2 separate regions of the Homo sapiens genome follow, and region 2 is linked to region 1. The links are chromatin contacts, found by Hi-C in ENCODE. All regions are on one chromosome and are shown on one strand. Each heading gives the region's core, a stretch centred on a gene start or an enhancer-like site at or near the end of the contact. The rest is flanking DNA. Distances are from core to core; before and after follow the strand shown. Region 1 has its middle 12 kb from the start of LINC01507. Region 2 has its middle 65 kb from the start of FRMD3-AS1.

Region 1 (4,276 bases), core at 673-3,172:
CAACATTTTTTCTAGTAACAGCAATAATTTTTCTAAAGGGGAAAACTTTAATTTATAATGGCTTTTGCTAGCCAAATCATGGCTAGAAGTATTTGGGGTCTGATATTTTAAGTAAATTGATTGTATCTCAAAATTAATCCTGTCCACCATTTTATGTGACGGCCAATTTTCCTTAATTACAGGAAAGTATCAAGTCTCGTCAATGAGGTTTAAAAAGGTATGAAAGAACATAAGTCAAATAAAATGGTGACTTTAGATATTATTTCATTTGTTGTCTGCCTGTTGGGTCCTTCATTCAGCTAAGAGACAAACATTTATTAAATGTGTTTTGATTCTTGCTCTCAATAATCTTAAAATTCAAAGATCAGATACAAATAAACAGTTAGCTGTAACAGAGGGCAAATGAAAGTACCCAATAGAGAATGTAACAAATAAAAATTACTTTTTTTGGAAACCGTTTCTCACTCTACATGATTCTGCCTGTTCATCACATGACCCTACCTCCTTCATCATAGAGACAAGCTTATGACCCAGACTGGCCAATCCGATAACCCAGGCTTCCCAGAGACAATGATAGCCCCAAGGTAGACACATGTCCCACCTCCAAACAATCCAAGTCATATGACGAGTTGATATAAATGCTGTGAAAGAGGATTTCTCTCCTTCGGAGATTGAGAGCTAAAAATACTATGTAAATCTGGAGCTTCTGAGAACCGCTTTCCCATCATATATGAGTGTAGGGTCTGCTTAAGACTGAACCCAACATGGAGAAAATCAGAGCCAGGAAATATAATAAGGGACAGATCGCTGAGAACATTAGCCAGGCACTGAATTCAGCCAGCCGAACTACTGGATTTTCAGTTACTTGAGCCAATAAATACTTCTTTTATTTACTCTCATTTGTATCTTTCATTGAAAACTAAATTGCCTCTCCAATACCAAGATGATGCCTGAATGGAGAATGATTGAAGTGTAAAACTTTTTCCATCTCTAACATCATATTAATTTACTTCACGTAGGGGATAGAGGAAAGAACAATTACCTTCAGCTGAGTAATACACTCAGGGTTTCATGGAGGAAGTGATATTTGAGTTGAGCTAGGATTTCCAAAACTGTAAAAGCAGAGTAAGGACTTTTGGGATGAGGAATTAACATGAACAGAGACAAAGAAATGTGAAACTATCCAGTGCATTTGTGTAACTCATTGGTACAGAAATATAACAAGGAAGGGAGGAGAAGTTGAGACTGAGATGGTATTTGAGAAGTCAATGATAAAAGATCTTGAATATTTACCAGGTACTCCAAACTTTTGTTATATAAGCAAATACAAACCCCTGAAGGGTTTGGAAGAAAAAAACAATTCAGGATGTATCGTATTTCCTGGGAAAATAATCCTGCTAACAGCCTAAAGAAATAATTAAATTAGTGAAGATTGGAACGGAAGGCAACCTAGGACCTAGTGACAGGCTTGGTGAGAGGTGTTAAGGACATAATGAAAGTGCCTAGAGGGATGGATAAAAGCAGATATATTCAAGAGACATTTTAGAAATAAAATTAATAGAGCAGGGTAACTAATGTTAAACCTTTTAAATGATAATATCTGCCAAGAGATAATTTTAAAAAAGAAATTGTGATCTGACGAAGTTTTGAGCCAACAGTTTTTAATGGTTCAAAACACGATCTTTCAGGCAAAGTGGAACTAACCTTTGAGAAATGCTTAGAAATGATCCAAAACAGGCAGATGTACTACGCTCACTCTAGTATCAGGAAGTGAAAGAATTTTACTTCTAAGTTTTGACTTTATAACACATTTTAAACTGCAGACAAATGAGCTGGCATAATGATAGAGTCACAAAATGAATTGCAAGTTGAATGTTAAATGATGCTTGCTTCCTTTGGGTTTTCGTGTGGTCGGGCTTAATCTCAGGACAGCAACCAAATGCGGGTGCAGACTGTCTTCATTTCCTTCCTTCCTCCCTTCTCTTTTCTTCCTCTGGCTCTCTTCCTTTTTTCTTTTCTCTTTCTTTCTCAGTCCATCCTCTTACTCCTCCATTATTATTAAATTCTTAGCTAGATTTAGACAGAAAACTTTTTATTTTCATAGTGGAAATTAATCAGCATGCTGTTTTAAAGCAACACAAGAAAAATTAGTAAAGCTTTCCCTGACTTTAAGAGTGGGTGACCTTTTCAGTTTTAATGCAGCAAATATTTATAGAGTGCTAACAATGTGGCAAGCACAGGGCCGAGTGTAGTCATTGTCTCCAAAGTCTCAGTGCCCAGAATCTTTGCTTAGAGAGTGGTGACTCATCAAATTTAATAATTAGAAATTTTCTATTTCAGCGAAATTACACTTCTAATCATAATACGAAATTTTAGGATGATTTTCTTTCCTGAATTGACTATATTATCATTTGAATTCAAATAGGGAGTATGGCAACATTCCAGAAATTTCCATAATAATTTTTCTAAAGGTATATGCAAATGTTGATTTCAAGTTGTAACCCCTGGGATCGGGGGTGGTGCTTCATAGCCGGTCTTAACTTTCAGGTGGCTGGTAAGCATTCATCGGTCATATTTAGTTAGGCATTGAACTTAACAAACTGTAGTATTCATTACTTAGTATGAAATAACAAGTACTCAGGGCGGGCATGGGGGCTCACGCCTGTAATCCCAGCACTTTGGGAGGCCAAGGCGAGCAGATCACCTGAGGTCAAGAGTTCAAGACCAGCCTGACTAACATGGTGAAACCCCGTCTCTACGTGGCACATGCCTGTAATCTCAGCTACTGGCAGGGCTGAGGCAGAAGAATTGCTTGAACCCGGGAGTCAGAGGTTGCAGTGAGCTAAGATCATGCCATTGCACTCCAGCCTGGGCAACAAGAATAAAACTCCGTCTCAAAAAAAAAACAAACATAAAACAAGTGCTCATGTCAGGGAGGGACAGCAAGTGGTAACTACAGGATGACTGAAGTTGAAGGGAGAACAAAAAGGAAATCTAGTTGTCAACACCAGAAATCAGTTGGCAACCATCACCCATTAGCTACCTCAGTGATTTTTTTTTTTTTTTTTTTTTTTTTGAGACAGAGTCTCGCTCTGTCGCCCAGGCTGGAGTGCAGTGGGGAGATCTCGGCTCACTGCACCCTCCGCCTCACATATTTAAGCATTCTCTGCCACAGCCTCTGGAGTAGCTGGGATTACAAGCGCCCACCACCATGTCCGGCTAATTTTTGTATTTTTAGTAGAGACGTGGTTTCACCATCTTGGCCAGGCTGGTCTTGAACTCCTGACTTCGTGATCCACCTGCCTCGGCCTCCCAAAGTGCTGGGATTACAGTGATATTTTTAACTGTACCTAAATCTAATAGCATTTTTAAAAAATAAGAATTAAAATTTTCTTAACTCATAGCATCTTTTCAGGTAAATACCACATACTATTATTATTACTCTAAGTAATCATCTAGGAGTTTAAACTTCACACAGATAATGTTTTCTTCATCTTCAAAATGCAAAGAGGAAAAAAAATGAATTCCTGTAATCATCTTCAAGTTCTCCCTCAAAAAAATGTGGGAAGCTGGGATACAAGCCAAGAGAAAAATCCCATTTTAGAACTTCAAGATCAAGTACCTAGGCCAAGGGTGAAAAAGGCATCCTTAAAGAGACCAAAGTCTTAGAAACCAGTTCTGAGAAATTTGTAAGTTTTCTTACAAAGTTGAACTTGGCCAGGCGTGGTGGCTCACGCCTGTAATTCCAGCACTTTGGGAGGCTGAGGCAAGAGGATCACTTGAGCCTAGGAGTTGGAGATCAGCCTGAGCAACATAGGAAGACCCTATCTCTACAAAAGATATTTTTTAAAAAACCAAAACACCTAGCTAGACCTGTTGGCACTTGCCTGTAGTCCCACCTACTCAGAAGAATGAGGTGGGAGTATCGCTTGGGCCCAGGAGTTCCAGGTGGCAGTGAGCCATAATCATGCCACTGCACTGCAGCCTGGGCAACAAAGTGAGACCCTGTCTCAAAAAATATGTACATATATATAAAAACAAAAAGTTGAACTCATCAAACTGTCCCAGATGAACAAACCAGTTAACACTATTAAAAACACTTTTCAATAAAATATAACTTCTAAATTATAAATTACAATGCCACACAGATTAATGCATTAATTAAAAAATGAAAGATATATGTCACTCAATCAAAATTCTTGAGTTTTCAGATCTTAAAGAAAATTATGTTCTTACAATTTCCTTTTTCAACTTCATAATCAAAAAACAGTTTAAC
Region 2 (4,488 bases), core at 1,083-3,582, 3.3 Mb before region 1:
TAGCATAATTAAACTAAAAATGACAATGCTTTATTAAAGATGAGCAATCCAGGACTATCAGATGGGTTGCTGCTGAGACCATAGGCACAACCCAGAATTGTTCTGTGCAAGCCAGGAAGGTTCTGGATAAACTGGGATGGATGATTATCCCACTGTTAGTTAAGTGAAGGTAGTCAAAGAGGCAGTTATATAAATGAGTGTGGAATCCCTGGGAGGTGCCTGTTCCAGATCTACAAATTTTGGAGTCATCAGTAAGTTGATCATATTTAAAATCATAAGATTGGATGGGGCCACTAAAGGGAGTGAGTGTAATTAGGAAAGAAGAGGGGTTGAAGATCTATGCCCTGGGCATTCCACCACTGGTAGGGTAAAGAACATGAGGAACCAGCAACAGAGACTGAAAGCTGGAACTGGAACTCCAATTACAGAGTGTCCCTTTATCAGGTAGCAAACAGTGCTCATACTTCAGAGAACCAGAATATTCATTGAGTGCTTGTTATCTGCTAGGAGCTTTCACATTTTTGTGGAATTCCTGAAGAAGAGGTTGAAATTAAATGACCATGGGCTTGAGGAGGGAACACAAACTCCAGATGCAGGTCAATATAAGATCAGAGAGAAGAGTATGTGTGTGCCAGATGGAAGAAGGCAGGCCTCTTCTAAAGAAATTTTTTAGAATAATTTTTGTAATTGTGTGAGACAAGGAAATTATCTCTTTGGACCAGATATGATGCATGGGCCATAAGTTTGTGACATCTGCTGTCTATAAAGTCTTCAAAAGAGATATTATTCTTATGTTTTCAGTCAGGGTAAAGGAATCCCAGGGCCATATAACTATTAAGTGACAGATCCTGGGATGGAAACTTGAGTCTGCTGACTGAGAGCTGGTGTTCTTTTTATTGCACCAAACTGCTGTCCTGGAATTTCTGAAACCAAATCATGCTGGCAGTTGACTGCTGAATCTAAGCACCACTTTGGCTCTGTCTTGTATGACTGTTGCAGTGAACAGATAAAATGGAGAAAATTATGTTTTGTTTGTTCCAGAATATTCTCATTAGTACTTTTATAGTTCCACCTCAACCCATTCAAGCTCTAAATGGAAAATGAGGAAGCTTTGTGTATTTTTCACCAGAAGTCCCTTGTCTTTGAAGTCTGAAGGAAGTGTAGGGAACCCAATGATATGGTTTGGCTGTGTCCTCACCCAAATCTCATCTTGAACTGTAGCTCTCATAATTCCCATGTGTTGTGGGAGGGACCCGGTGGGAGATAATTTAATCATGGGGGCGGTTTCCCCCATACTGTTCTCATGGTAGTGAATACATCTCACAACATCTGATGGTTTTATAGGGGGAAATCCATTTTGCTTGGTTCTCATTCTCTCTTGTCTGCTGCCATGTAAGGCATGCCTTTCACCTTCTGCCATGATTGTGAGGCCTCCCTGGCCTCATGGAACTGTGAGTCCATTAAACCTCTTTTTCTTTATAGATTACCCAGTCTTGGGTATGTCTTCATCAGCAGCATGAAAATGGACTAATACACCCAAACACAGATAGAAGAAGGGTCACAGAGCATCCAGGTATTCTAAAGGCCTTAAAATGTATTTATGGCCCTGTAACCTGACTTGGGAATTGAACGGCTCCAAAATGCTGCCCATTGTTCTTGGACTCAGCTGCCTTTGCCTTTTATTCCTTTCTGGTTTACCTCTGGATTCAGGCTGCCTGTTTGTACTGGGTGACATAAGTGTTCTCCCTTGGCTGTGCCTCTTGTTTTTCTTACTAACCCACAAGAGGTGGTGGGAAGAAGGTTAGCTCTGACTCAGCAGGCTGGTAGATGAGGCTAGACTTTGCTACCTCCTTTCGGTGTGATCTTGGGGCAAGCCACACAGAATTTCTGGGCCTCCTTTTTTCATTCTAAAGTAGGAGTGAAAATACCTTCCTCCATTATTTCCTTAGATAGTTGTGAACCCACAGTAAAGTGTTAGTTATTTCACCTACATGAGAACACTTTATTAATGCAATGAGGCAAGGATTCTTATTTTAAAAGCAAGCAGGAAGAAAATAGTATGCCAATGCAAAGACAGAAAAAGGCAGGCTTTAGAAAAATTGGATTGTGAGCAAGGATATCACCATGGGGTAGAAAGAGAGATGGCCAACCTAGGTAGAGAACTTGTGGAAATCATGCTCTGACTCTTTGTGCTTTAGAAGTTCCTGACTTTTGAGTGTTTCAAAGGCCATCAGGTGCACTCAGGAAGTGGGAACACAGGGTCAGGGCAGAGAAGGGGAGGAGACTAGCTTCTTGCCCAGCTGTGAGTTTTCTCACTGTGACTCATGCAGAGAGAAATCTAGTATTCAGAAGTGACTGGCCTGTCTGAAATTACATGACTGAAAATAAGGACTGTGGATGGTACTTTCAGTGCTGGGAAGAAAGGGTTCTAGAAAGGTTTGAACTTTCAAATGAGACCTTACGGTCAAATAGATAAAGCAAAGAGGCCAAAGGAGGGTGCCAGCCAGTCAATTTGCAGAAGACTGTGTAGTTCACAGGGCTTTCCACATCGCTTCTGTCCTTTCCTCCTGACAGTGACACTATACAAACCAGGCAGGTATTGTCCTCATTTTTAAACTAAGGAATCTGAACCCCATTGATGCAAAGACCTGGTAAGTGGCAGAATGTACACTAGAACTTGGGTCTGCTATCTTAATTTACTCTTTACTTTCCAGCTATCTGGAGTCTGTATTTGCCAACGCCCAGACAAGTTAAGCAACTTCTGAAAGGTCACACAGCAGTTAGTAGCAGAACCAGGGCTCAACCAGATGTTGAGACGCTATACGCTATGCATTCTCCACTATTCCATGCAGCCTGTCAAGTGGGTGGTGGAAATGTTGTTTGACAACTGTCAGGTACTCAGCATGGCTGGGAGAAATATCCTGACCTCAGTGAGATGACATTCCATGGCAGTAGGTGACACACTTGAGCCTATCATATGGGCTGCCAGGGAACGTGCCACACAGTCCTCACTATATGGCTAGGCGAAGCTTGTGGAGTTTTATCTTTTTGTTTCCCTTCTTAAGGCTCCCTTGGTACTGAGGACTAGAAAAGAACATCCAAAGAAGAGAGGCGTTAAACAGCCTTGTGCAACAGGTCTGGTATGAGAACTCTACTGGCAGGGGGTGGCATTTGTAAGTCTTTGACAAGTAGCTGAATTACTGGGTTGGAGAAGAAATGCTGTAACTTCCAGGAAGGAAAGAAGGCAGCTCAGGGTCGCCATGATGGAGAAACAAAGGAAAAGGGGCTCAGATAACTTTCTATTGATGTAGATCTTTTCTGAAGTTTTGATAGCATTAGAGAAGGTCTTCTTAAACTCAGCGACAATTTTTTAGGGTTTTGGGCAATATAAATGGTGGGCTCCTTTGAATGTGCAAGGAACAAGAAATTTCATATAAGCAGTAACATATTAAAATGAAAAAGTGTGTTTAATCAGATATATACCATTTAATAAGTGCCTTGTGGAGAGAGCAATATGTCCTAAACTAAGAGAGGGAGAGTGAAACTGAGAGTGAGAACAAGAGAGAGAAAGAGAAAATATGAATATACATGGTGTATAAGGGAAGTGGTGATGTTAATAATGTATCTTTTAAGAGAAAGAATCGATGGGACCAGCTAAACTATGTCTTAACTAAAATCATTATGGCTGAGTTGAAATTTATCAAACATTTCTAATTCCTACTATATTTTATATTATATAGAAATATATGCAAAAACAAGTTTTCCGAAGTGGTCCTTCATGGCAAAATTAAGCAGCACAGAGTATTTTATTAAGGCAGAGTAGAAGACATTGCCATACAAAGTTCTCCAATGATATGCTTTATTTTGGTCTGAGTGCAGTCACTAACTGCCATAGAAGGGGTGTCTGTGGCTAGCAAGGATTAGTCTTGTCAACAGTGCCTAAAGTTTTCCTAGTTATCTCTCGGTTACAGTTGGCACTATCAATACTGAAGACCAATGGAAAATAAATAAGTAGGTTATGAGTTGGGTTTCAGTTATAGTTTCCTGAGTGTGTGTGTGTGTGTGTGTGTGTATGTGTGTCTGTGCGCACATGCGCATATATATTCAGAGAATCAAGTAGCCTTCATTGATCATTTTCAGTATGTTAGAACATAATGTGAAATTCCAAGGAAGGAACCACTTGGTATTTTTAAAGAGAGAAGCCTGGAAAACCCCCATACAACATTTTCATTTTAGTTCCATGCATGAAGAAAGGCAGTGGATTAAGGCAATGGATTTTTAGGCTTAAGCAGAGGCTTGGGAGGGAGAAGATGTGTATCAAATCCTAACTCACCTTCACCAAGATGTGGTCTCTTTCTCAACTTGGGGTTCCTTAGAATGAGGGGCTAGAGGAAGAGAGATGGTGTATAAGGGCCCTTCCAGCTCTTTATCTTTGAATCTGTGATTCATTGTCATGAATGAAGAGCAAAATACTAATTATTCAGGAAT

What was found. Hi-C counts contacts between places; a loop is a spot of excess contacts on that map. Pooled maps may share reads with other maps.
Region 2: a map with no recorded cell type shows a loop between it and region 1 (23-fold over the local background). The contact joins two enhancer-like sites. A Hi-C loop is called at or near these places in 2 of 37 single-sample maps with no recorded cell type and 2 of 50 pooled maps.

The regions. Positions count from the first base shown.
Region 1 is chr9:79,810,282-79,814,557 of GRCh38, reverse strand. No RefSeq gene overlaps it. Among named protein-coding and RNA genes, the nearest start is that of LINC01507, 12 kb to the left of the region's middle. Within about 2 kb of position 1,922, at least 2 of the 41 ENCODE cell types and tissues checked have a DNase peak (open chromatin) inside an H3K27ac peak, as active enhancers do.
Region 2 is chr9:83,152,320-83,156,807 of GRCh38, reverse strand. It overlaps a transcript of RASEF not described here. Among named protein-coding and RNA genes, the nearest start is that of FRMD3-AS1, 65 kb to the left of the region's middle. Within about 2 kb of position 2,332, at least 5 of the 41 ENCODE cell types and tissues checked have a DNase peak (open chromatin) inside an H3K27ac peak, as active enhancers do.